2 separate regions of the Homo sapiens genome follow, and region 2 is linked to region 1. Evidence: chromatin loops called from intact Hi-C (ENCODE). Cell type or tissue: CD4-positive, alpha-beta T cell. All regions are shown on one strand. Links, peaks and the distances in the headings refer to the core of each region. The heading gives the core; the rest is flanking DNA. Region 1 holds the start of TRADD (TNFRSF1A associated via death domain). Region 2 overlaps FHOD1 (formin homology 2 domain containing 1).

Region 1 (5,361 bases), core at 85-5,084:
TTGCAGGAAGACCGAGCTTAGGTGTACAAATGCTTGTGGCCTGAGGAACTGAGGGCCTCTCAGACAGCGTGGGGCATCAGATAACCCCGAAACTTGTTCACAAAGCAGATTTCACCGCCTCACCTACTAAATCAGGCTCTCCGGAAAGGGTAAGGCCCAGGAATCTGCATTTCAACAAGCCCCTGTGACTCCACAGGTTCCACGTTGAGAACTCCCCTCCCACTTTTTTTTTTTTTTTTCTTTTTTTTTGAGACAGGGTCTCGCTCTTTACCCAGGCTGGAGTGCAGTGGCGCAATCACAACTCACTGCACCCTCAGTCTCCCGGGCTCAAGCAATCCTCCCACCTCAGCCTCCCGAGTAGCTGGGACTACAGGGGCACGCCACCACGCCTGGCTAATTTTTGTAATTTTGTTGCAGAGACGAGGTCTCGCTTTGTTGCCCAGACTGACCTCGAACTCCTAGGCTCAAGCGATCGGCCCGCCTGGGCCTCCCAAAGTGCTGGGATTACGGGCATGAGCCACCGCGCCCGGCCTGAGAAACCCCATCTTAACCCCGCCGGTTAGTAGAAAGTGACTACAGGGTTAATAAGGCGGGAGCGTTAATGTAGGCTTTTCTTTGTCAGGGACCATGAGCCAATCAGGAAGCGAGGCGTGGGCGGGGCAAAGCTGGATCCACCCCTGGAGGGGAGGCTCCTTCCCCGCCTCCGCCTCGCCGGGGAGATGTCCCGGGTGCTTCCTAAGACAGCCCCACTGGATGAAAAAAAACTTGGGTCTCTGGGACCTGACGGTTCTGGGGCCTGAGGGGCTCAAGATTTAAGTTCCGACCCCTGAGCAGCCCTGGCTCCCGCTGAGCAATTTGGGTTCGGCTGGAACTCCGCAGACCCACCCTGGAGCGCAGCCTTTAGAGGGGGATGGGTTACTGGAAAGTGTGCGTCCTCTTTGAAGTTGCCAATCCTGTTTGTTTTTGTTTTGTTTTGTTTTGAGACGGAATCTAGCTGTGTCGCCCAGGCTGGAGTGCAGTGGCGAGATCTCGGCTCACTGCAAACTCCGCCTCGCGGGTTCAAGCGATTCTTCTGCCTCAGCCTCCCGAGTAGCTGGGACTCCAGGCGCGCGCCACCTCGCCGGGCTAATTTTTGTATTTTTAGTAGAGACGGGGTTTCACCATATTGGCCAGGCTGGTCTCAAACTCCTGACCTCAGGTGATCCACCTGCCTCGGCCTTCCAAAGTGCTGGGATTACAGGCGTGAGCCACCGCGCCCGGCCGCCAATCTTGTTTTAAGGTTCTTAAAGGTTTGTGTACACAAGGCTTCACACTACTCGCCAGTTAATGTTCCCATATCTTCCGGGCTAACAGTTTCTCCCGGAATTTGTGCCACGTGTTTCCTGGGGCTTCAGATACGTTCGGCCGGGCTTGTACCTGGGACCCATGGGCACCCCGTTTTGAGTGCCCACTGGTAGCAGCGATCTTGAAGCCGGATCCCCAGGGGTACCAGAAAATTCTGGTCTCCAGGGGGCGCCCCCTTGATTTACCGAAGTCTGGCAGCTGTAGCTCTTACGAGCCCCCCGCCTCGTAAGAATCGCAAACCCCCAAAGTCGGGTCTTCCTGCCGTCTAACCTTGGGCGCTGGTGTCTTACCTGCTCGGCGGACCAGATGGGCTTTGCCCGGGGCAGGGGACTGGCAGCAGAGGACAGCGGACGGGAAGCAGCCACCGGGAGCCCGCGGGGCGGGACGCGCGGGCGGACGGGGCGGCTCGGGCTAGGGCACCGCCCCAGCGCCTCCGCGCACACCCGGAAGCGGCGGAGTAGAGCGGAGCCTGGCGGGCGTGGGAACCCAGGCCCCGCCGAGGCGGCCAGGTTAGTGCAGCAGGTGGGTGGGTGGGCTCCCCGGTGCGGGCGGGAGAGGAGGTGGATCTTGGCTCCGAAGCGTGGGCGCGGCGCAGATGTCACCGGCGGCTGCTCCAGCCAGCTGGTGGCGGCGGTCTACTGAGCTGTTCGAACACCGTGGGAGGCGGGGGACGGTACGGAATTTGGCCCCCGCAGGCTCCTCGTCCCTGCCAGCACTTTCGAGGTGCAGTAGGGCCCTGCAGGAGAGAGGGTGGGGGAGAAGGGGCTGGTTCTGAATACTTTCCTTGAGCGGAGACCCCCTTGCCCACCCCAGCCGATCGCACGTGCGAAACCCCAGCTTGAGGGTGGGCTAGTGGGAGCCTGGGAAGCTCCCCTCAAGCGCTCGGGAGCTGCGTAGCTGAGTAGGGGGTGTGCCCGGCGGGTCGCAAGGAGTCACAGGCTTTCAGTTCTGGGCCACGCCCACAGGCTGTCTCTGTCCACCCAGCCAGAGGTGGGGCTGCCCCCGGGACTGTTAGGTGTTCAGGGGGCACCGTGCGTGGCTCGTCCCTGGAAACAGGCGCAGAAGTTGTTAGGTCGGTACCTAAGCGCCCCACAGTCTCCGGCCACCAAACTTTCTCAGGACCCAGCCTGGAAGCCTCAGCCCCGCCCAAAAAGGGACGACTCCTGGTGGGTGGGGCGCGGGGCTTCCCAAGGAGGGGCTTCCGTGAAAGAACACGTAAGAAGAGCTGCCAGTCGGCGGATGCGAAACTAGGGCCCTGGCCTCTTTACCCTGTTAACTCGACCTCCAGCCTGGTTCACCTTCCCCATCTTCTAGTACTAGTGAGTGTGAGAAAGCATCCCCAGTCTCCAGGTTCCCAGTACTCCCCACCTCCCCCTCGACCCCCACAGACCTGATGGGCAGACAATGGTCCTGTTCGGTCCCCACTTCCACCCCTTGGGGTGGGACCATAACCAAGTCAAGCACTCTCAAGTCAAGGGGCCAGAAAGACATGAAAGAGGGAATGTTTCCAGGGGAAGTTCCCACTCTCTCCTACTCCCCAGGCCACTTTCGAAGGACTCCCCCCTTATCTCACCTCCGTGGCTGGCTCCCTATTATGGACCCACTTGTCACCTGCAGAGTTTCCTGTTTTTTCTTGTTTTGCTTTTAAAGAAAACAAATTTATTTTGCTCTTTTAATACAAAGAAAATATGTCTACTTCACATAAAGCAGAAAATATTGCTAAATACAAAGAAAATAAAAATCACCCACAATCCTTCCCCACCCCCACCTACCTTCCTTCATCCTGCCCAGAGATAAACAAAATGCAAACTTCCTGTTACTATCCAGACTGTGGTTTGGCGTAAGTACACAAGTATTAATGTTTTCTATGAAAAGATTAGAAGGCTGGGTGTGGTGCCTCACACCTGTAACCCAGCACTTTGGGAAGCTGAGGTGGGCAGATCGCTTGAGCCCAGGAGTTTGAGACCAGCCTGGGCAACATGGTGAAACTCCATCTCTACTAAAAATACAAAAACTAGCCAGGCATGGCGGCGTGTGCCTAAAGTCCCAGCTACTTGAAAGGTTGAGGTGAGAGGGTTGCTTGAGCTGGGAAGGTCAAGGCTGCAGTGAGCTGCGATAGTGCCACTGCACTCCAGCCTGGGTGACAGAGCAAGACCCTGTCTCAAAAACAAGACAATTGAAAAAACAAAGGTCGAGAGTAGTGCCTTACTCCTGTAATCGCAGCACTTTGGGAGGCCAGGGCAGGAGGACAGCTTCCTGTTCCTCATGTAAACAGATGGCAGCTGGGCCACCCCATCTGTCCTGCCCCATAGCTAACACTCAACACTCCTCTTAGCCCACCATATATAAACCCTGATGAGAGTACAGGAGTGTGACTGATGGGGCAGGAGGTAGGGCCTTGAGCCCATGATTATAGGAAAAGGGTGGGTAGGAAAAGGGTGAGGTGGGGAGAAAGAGGAGGCAGTTTTCTACTTGCTGTCTCACGGGGTAGTAACTGGGAGACCATTGAGCTGTAGGTCAGTGCAGTGGTTCCTTGGCTGGGAATTTTGCCCCCGCTGGTCCAGAGCTAGGTTTTTGTCAGAAGATGGAGGAAGGAGATACTATACTAGCACCAAGGGGCCCTGGCTTTTTCTGGACAGGGAAGGAATAGAGCAATTTGTGTTGGAAATGACTGGAGCCGAACTCCAAGGGCTTTATAACAAAAAGGAATTATTTAGCTCACATAACTGAAAAGTCCAGTGTGCAATGGCTTCAGGGACGGCTGGATCCAGGGGCCTAGTATGCTTAGGAATGCACTTCTCCATCTCTTGACTCTTTCTTTCTGTGTCAGCTTCATTCCCAGCCAGGCTCTTCCCAAGCAGTGCTAAAGGAGAGCTACCTTTTCCTTCCAGTTCAGCCCCAAGGGAAGGGAAAGTAGTGCCTCTTTCCTATTGGCTCAACCAGAGTCGCAGCGTTGATTCTCATGGGTCCAACTTAAGTCCTATACCCCGCCCTGAACTAATCACTGCAGAAATGTGAATGGAATATGCAGATTGGCCAGGTCTGGTACACAAGCCCGACCTGGAACTAGGGAGTGGGACACAGGCACATGGATTGAGAAGAGGGAGGAGGGAAGTCCCCAAAGGTAAGTCAGGCTTGGGGAGAGAATCTGGGTAGATGCAAACTACAGGTGCCCTTCGAAGTGAAGACAGGAGGTTTAGTCTTAGGCTGAGGTCCTCCAGAAATGCTGGGCTCAAGTCTACTCAGAAGGCAAGGCCAGGATATGGGTCTGGTTGGCTTTGGGGCATGGGCACCATCCAGAATGAAGATGTCTCTTGTCCGCATTGGTAAGAGAGACACACAGGCCTGAGAAGGAAGCAGAGAAGCCCCATTGCAGGATCTGCCTCTGCTCCCCCTCCACTGTGACCTTGGGCTCTTTCTCCAAGAAGGCAGTGGAGGGACAGTCCTCACTGCAAGCCTGGGGCGGGTGGGACTCTGTACAGAGCCAGGAGCTCAAGGGGCTTCCTGTGAGATGGTGAACTCCTGTCCCAAGTATGCCAACCAGTGGTGGGGACAACTGAACCATGTGGGACTTGAGGCTACTGTGGTGGGGACAGCTGAACCACGTGGGGCTGGGTAGTTGTCTCCAGGGTGGAGGGAGGGGGGATGAACTGGATACCTGACTGTCTGCATCTCCAGGAGGTGAGATGGCAGCTGGGCAAAATGGGCACGAAGAGTGGGTGGGCAGCGCATACCTGTTTGTGGAGTCCTCGCTGGACAAGGTGGTCCTGTCGGATGCCTACGCGCACCCCCAGCAGAAGGTGGCAGTGTACAGGGCTCTGCAGGCTGCCTTGGCAGGTGCGTGGATGGGCGGGCATGTGGAGAGGAAGGGGTGGCCTGGAGCATTTTGTGGGTGGGCCTGGGTTTAGCCACCTTTAAGAAGAAGATTTGGGGTGGGAGGAGCAAGACGGAGGACCCCTGGCTGTGCAGACTCTCTTCTTTGCTTGTGGCATGACCTTGAGGATAGGCGTGTGTTCT
Region 2 (5,361 bases), core at 319-5,318, 85 kb before region 1:
GAGAAAGGTTGGGGCGATCGGGGGTTCAGGGTGGGCGCCATGAAAACTGGTGGGAGGTGCTCCGCGGGAAGAGGCTGGAGCGAGTGTTCTTCTCCGGAAAAGTCTTGGGCTGGGGTCCCAGGGTCCACTCTGCCCCGCCTGCGGGGGAGTCCCCTCTCAAGTTGAGGGGAAACTGAAGAGGGGTGCCAGGAACTTGGCTCCGCCATTCTGACTGCCCTTCGAATTAGGCGCACCTGGGGAGGTGCTCGAGTTCCACTCGCCGTCGGTCTGCCAGGGTGGCTTCCCTGGTCAGAGTGACGGTAGCCGCTTGGGCTGTAGCGGACCCTGGAGGCGGAGCTGGGGAGGGACCAGCTTCCACCTGCTTCAGGTGAGGTGGGGGCGGGACCACGAGGAGGGGCGGGCCCGAGGCGGACTACTAGAGGTGGCAGAGGTTTCCTGCGGTGTCAGGAAGCTGGATTGGGGCTTGACCCTGTAGGTCAATGGGAGTATGGGAGTGCCGGCCGAGGAGAGACTTCACGGGGTGAGGGGAGTCCCCGCGAAGCGGTCTGGCCCGGGATCCGCAGAGCGCAGGAGGCTGCACGGGTGTAAAAGCCCTTTGAGTCACCGCTCCCGCCCCCACCCCCGGACACTCGCCGCCCATCGGCCCGCGCCTGAAAGTGAGAGGGAGGGCCGGACTAATTTTAAACAGCCGGCCTGCCCTACTTTGCTGCCGCCCCGAAGCGGACTTGTGCACAGTGCGGAAAGAGGCCCTTTTCCAGATGGCCAGCCTACCTCCTCTCCCCTCCCTCTCGCCGCCGTCAGCCCCCCGCAGGCAGCCCTTTCCGGCGCGCTGTTTCCGGGCCAGGACTCTGGGAGGCGCACTACCACCTCCACAAGCTCCCCACCAGCCCGGCCGCCTCCAGTGCTGGAGAAGAGGAGAGAGAGTCGGGGTGGGTGCCCTCCCCTGCTCCCAGCCTCAGCTGGGCGGCGAGTTGCGTAAACTTGCCCCTTGGGCCTGGGGTCTTCCCTGGAATGTGCCCCGGGCCCCCAGCCCGCATTCCTCGCGCTGCGGCCAGCCCCGCCTCTGAGCGCTGGCGGGAGGGGTGGTGAGACTATTGGCCTGGAGAGTGGCACGTGTCCAGGCCAGAACCCCGGCTTCAAGGCCATGGCTGGAAGGATGCAGGACACTGCTCACCGCCAGTTTTGACTCAGCCCCCGCTTCTCTTGCCCTATTCAGAGGGGCAAATTGAGGTGTGCCTGGAAGAAGCGTGTGCAGCTGGAGGCCACCTCCCATTCAGGATGGGGGCTGGGAAGACAGGAGTGCTGAACTAAGACTGGTTCCCGCTTCCAGGCTCCTAAAGTCCGGATCCTGAAATAAGGGTGGGGCACTAGAGAATATATTGTATTCCTCTCATCCTGCAACTCAAGGATTGGACCTAGCCCTGACACCACCCCCCCGATTTTTTTTTTTTTAAGACGGATTCTGGCTCTGTCTCCCAGGCTGGAGTACAGTGGGGCTATCTTGGCTCACTGCAACCTCCACCTCCCGGGTTCTAGCAATTCTCGTGCCTCAGCCTTCCAAATAGCTGGGATTACAGGTGTGCGCCACCATACTCAGGTAATTTTTGTATTTTTAGTAGGGACAGGGTTTCTCCGTGTTGGCCAGCCTGGTCTCAAACTCCTGACCTCAGGTGATCTGCCTGCCTAAGCCTCCCAAAGTGCTGGGATTAAGGCTTGAGCCACCATGCCCAGCCCCTTGACACACCTCTTCCCAGCTGGGGGCAAGCCTGGGAAGTCAGCTGCAAGAAAGAGGCTCAGAACCACTCCTTCTATCTCCCTCTCATGGGACCCGTGTCCCCACCCAACCCTACCAGGTGCTCTGCCCTGTGTTCCCTGCTCCTTAGCTGAGGACACTACTGAGCTCCGGTGAAGAATATAAGTTCCTCATCCCCAATGCAGTCCTTCCTGGTCTCCCCGATTTCATGTTCTCCCACCTGGAGTACCTGAGGACTGCCTTCCCTCCCCCACAGGGATATGGAGGTGGCACACTAGGTTACCACAATGCCAGAAGCCAGGATTCCCTGGGGCTAGCAACTCTGCCAGGAATGGTCAGATGCACTGTGATGTGCTCAACCCAAATATAAACTATGACCACAGCCCCAGAATAGAAGGCTGGAGGAAGAGGGGCTGAGAATAGGGCAGAGACAGGGACATCAGAGAGCTGAGCAAGGGGGAGCAGGGCCCCTCCTTGCAGGAAATGTCAACAGCTGGTTCCTCCCGTAGTCCTATAAGTGGGTGCCCCAGAGTCACAGACATGACTCAGGCCTGTCTTGCTGGCCCTCTAGAGGGAAGAGGTGGCCCAGAAACCAGGGCATCCCTGTCCCAAGCTGTAGGGCAGAAATAAGAGGAAGGGGTTCTTTACTCATTGCTTCGTCCTATGTACAGTTGTCCAGCAGAGGACAGGACACAGCCAAGTGGCCTCTGTCCTCCTCTGGGTACTGGCCCCGGGTACTGGCCCTGATCATCCCAGCAGATGACCCCCCTCCCTGGGGATGTACAGAGGCCAGCCTGCTTTCTCCCTGGGACTCCACCCACACACCCCATTGGGCCGAGCCTAGCCCCTAGAGTTCCCCTGGGGGCTTCCTTTTTAAAGAGCTTTCAGATCTCAGAAAGCCTTGCTCATTTCCTCCTAGACTAGGAGGAAGCTCCTGGCCACAGCCTCTGACTCATCTCCTGGCCCTGGTTGGTGGAAGGGAGCTTGACAGTGTCTTGGGCCGGGCCTAGTGTCCCTGGGGGAACTCAGGAGTGCCTTCCTCCCCTCCAAAATATTCCCCCAGCCCAGACCTGCCTTTGCCAGAGGGGAGAATGTGTCCCTCTGGCCTTGCATCTCATCTCCTAATCTAGAGCCTCCCAGTTCTACCCTCCCTTCTGGGAAGTGTCTCAGGAGCCTCTCCGATACCCAAGGCCCTACCACACCTGGTATAGCACTGACTTCTCCCTGAGCTCCGGGTAGGGGGATCTGGGGTGCTTCTCTGACCCTGCTGCAAAGGCCAGGAAAGCCCTCTCCTCCTGACAGTGGGGATAGCCCTAGAAATCTGGTCATTACTAGCAACTTTGTTTCCCTAGCTGTGGCTAAAAATCAGAGTAGGACAGGGGTGGCACTGTCCTGGAATGTTTCCTGACCCTACCCCAACCCACTCTAGCCTTTTTACATCTCAGGAGCCTTTGGGAGACTGTAGAAAACTGAGGTGTGGGCATGAGTCCTGGTCTCCTCCTAGCCTCCCCTGGGGCTGGACTATCCAATCTGCTGGTCATTCTGGAACAGAGTGGCTGAGCTGCAGACTGGTGAGGGACCCTGACACCTAGGTCCTGGCAGAGGTAGATACTATTATCCTAACTTGCATGGGGTGCGTGTGTCTATTGGTGTTCCCTTACTGGAACTGGGAGGACCAGTATGGGGTATTTGCAGAGTCCAGAAAACTAAGAGGATGTCTTCAGCTCTTGGCAATCCTTCTGGCCCCAGCCCTCACTCCACTTCCCCTCTAGGGTTCCTTGGAGCATTTCCAGGGCCCATCCGCCCAAGATTTGGTCAATTAGCCCTGGCTCCTGGCTGTGCACCCTGGGGCAATGCGCTGATTTTCTGATTCTTGGTTTCCCTATCTGTAAAAGGATTATTGGTAGAATCAAATTAAATAGGCGGCTCAGGCTGGGCATGGTGGCTCATGCCTGTAATCTCAGCACTTTGGGAAGCCAAGGCCAGAGGATTGCTTGAGGCCAGGAGTTCAAGAACAGTGTGGGTGATATAGCGAGACCCTATTTCTATTAAAAAAAAAAAGAAAAGAAAAAAAAGAGGCAGTCCGGTGCCTGGCACAGAGGAAGCATAAGATAACAAAAGTGGATTTCCCTCCCCAAGGCCCATCCTTGTCATCTCATTCAGGAAGTCACACTCTAGTTGGAGACCTGCGATAACAGGAAAGGAGGGTCTTCAGAACACAGGGTCCTGTGTTTATAGGAAAGGAGACAAAAGAGGCAGTTAACCAATTATTTTCTAAAATGAAAGCCCTTCAGCCTATAATCCTGCCTCTTTTCCATCTTCCCTGTACCCTGCTCTGGTATGTTCAGTCTTACCTGATTACACTGTTATTAAAAATATTGGGTAAGACAGTCTAAAGAAACAAGCGGGAAAAATGTATATTTATAAAATATATAATAGATATATGTAATAGATGTCTAGATATATATAATAGATACATAGCTATATATATAAATTATCAATATCTATAGACATCTATATATTATAGATCTATATCTATATATTATACATAGGTAGATAGATAGCTAGAAAGAGAGAGAGAAGTAGATGCCATGGTCCCCTGGGCTTGACCCTGCATATAAAACCATACATAACCAGTTGGTTTTGGGCTGCCAGAAAAGCCTGAGCCTGGAAAGTCAAGAGTATAGTGGGCTGGAGGCCAATGTGAGAAGCTGAGCCTGGGAAGAATGGGGGAAAGACTCCACCCCAAGACAGAGACCAGAGAAGTGAGGAAGACAAGAGCCAAGAAGGTGTCAGGGAAGTGGGCCCATACTACGTGCTGAGCTTAAGCCCCGTCAGCAAGGACCAGGGTTTGGGCTTATTCAGGCCTGGCCCAGCCCCAGGGTGTGAGAAACAAGGCCCAGAGGTTTGGCTCTCAGAAGGGTGACCCCAGGAAGGGGCCGGGGTGTGAGGGACATGTGCCATCCTGCTAGCAGGAAGTCTCCTGCTCTTTGCTGCTTGCCTGACTCTAGCCTACCACCCCACACTTCCACCCAGGACAGACAGCTGGGGGTGGGGAGACACTGTCCTGGAAGGCACTGGACTACCTGTTTCCCTGGACCTCCTCCCCAGAAATGGGGCCCTGGCAGGATTGGACAGGTGAAGTGGCTGAGGAGGCTAGAGAATGTGGACCATTGGCCGGGCACAGTGGCTCACACCTACAATCCCAGCACTTTGAGAGGCAGAGGCAAGTGGATCACTTGAGGTCAGGAGTTCAAGACCAGCCTGGATGACATGCTGAAACCCTGTCTCTACTAAAAATACAAAAATTAGCCAGGCATGGTGATGCACGCCTGTAACCTTAGCTACTCAGGAGGCTGAGGTAGGAGAATTGCTTGAACCCAGGAGGCAGAGGTTGCAGTGAGCCAAGACTGTGCCACTACACTCCAACTTGGGAGACAGAGCAAGACTCCATATCAAAAAAAAAAAGAAGGTGGACTATTTAACCTTCAGGACCCTTCCCCAAATGGATGCAGGTGTCCTGGAAGGAGAGGGACATTCTCTGCTCTCTTGGGATTACAGCATGCAAGGAGGCAGGACAGCGTGGTGGGCCTGACCTTTCTGGGTCT

What was found. Hi-C counts contacts between places; a loop is a spot of excess contacts. Peaks named below come from ENCODE experiments on the same cell type or tissue, not always from the same donor. Only the 100,000 strongest peaks of a DNase experiment are listed, where the experiment ranks them.
Region 2: a loop joins it to region 1, with 17 times the contacts of the local background. A loop is called at or near these places in 7 of 110 quality-filtered maps.

The regions. Positions count from the first base shown.
Region 1 is chr16:67,156,330-67,161,690 of GRCh38, reverse strand. It overlaps TRADD (TNFRSF1A associated via death domain), which reads left to right and starts at 1,782. Exons shown (of 5, transcript NM_003789.4): 1 at 1,782-1,853; 2 at 5,023-5,181. The coding sequence starts at 5,031. FBXL8 (F-box and leucine rich repeat protein 8) reads right to left here and starts at 1,734. Exons shown (of 3, transcript NM_018378.3): 1 at 1,635-1,734. RefSeq lists silencers at 504-593, 1,614-1,753 and enhancers at 2,354-2,613, 5,174-5,361. In CD4-positive, alpha-beta T cell, for the core only: CTCF peaks have their summits at 1,269 and 1,477 (motif pointing right); DNase peaks (open chromatin) are centred at 660, 1,770, 2,530 and 3,160; H3K4me3 peaks cover 3,889 bases; H3K27ac peaks cover 3,766 bases; H3K27me3 peaks cover 268 bases.
Region 2 is chr16:67,241,836-67,247,196 of GRCh38, reverse strand. The region is part of intron 1 of FHOD1 (formin homology 2 domain containing 1); the gene reads left to right. Among named protein-coding and RNA genes, the nearest start is that of FHOD1, 3.0 kb to the left of the region's middle. RefSeq lists a silencer at 679-778 and enhancers at 882-1,541, 2,314-2,363, 2,474-2,523, 2,774-3,013, 4,256-4,928 and 1 more. In CD4-positive, alpha-beta T cell, for the core only: no CTCF peak of the experiment used is centred there; DNase peaks (open chromatin) are centred at 476, 2,276 and 2,666; H3K4me3 peaks cover 934 bases; H3K27ac peaks cover 2,855 bases.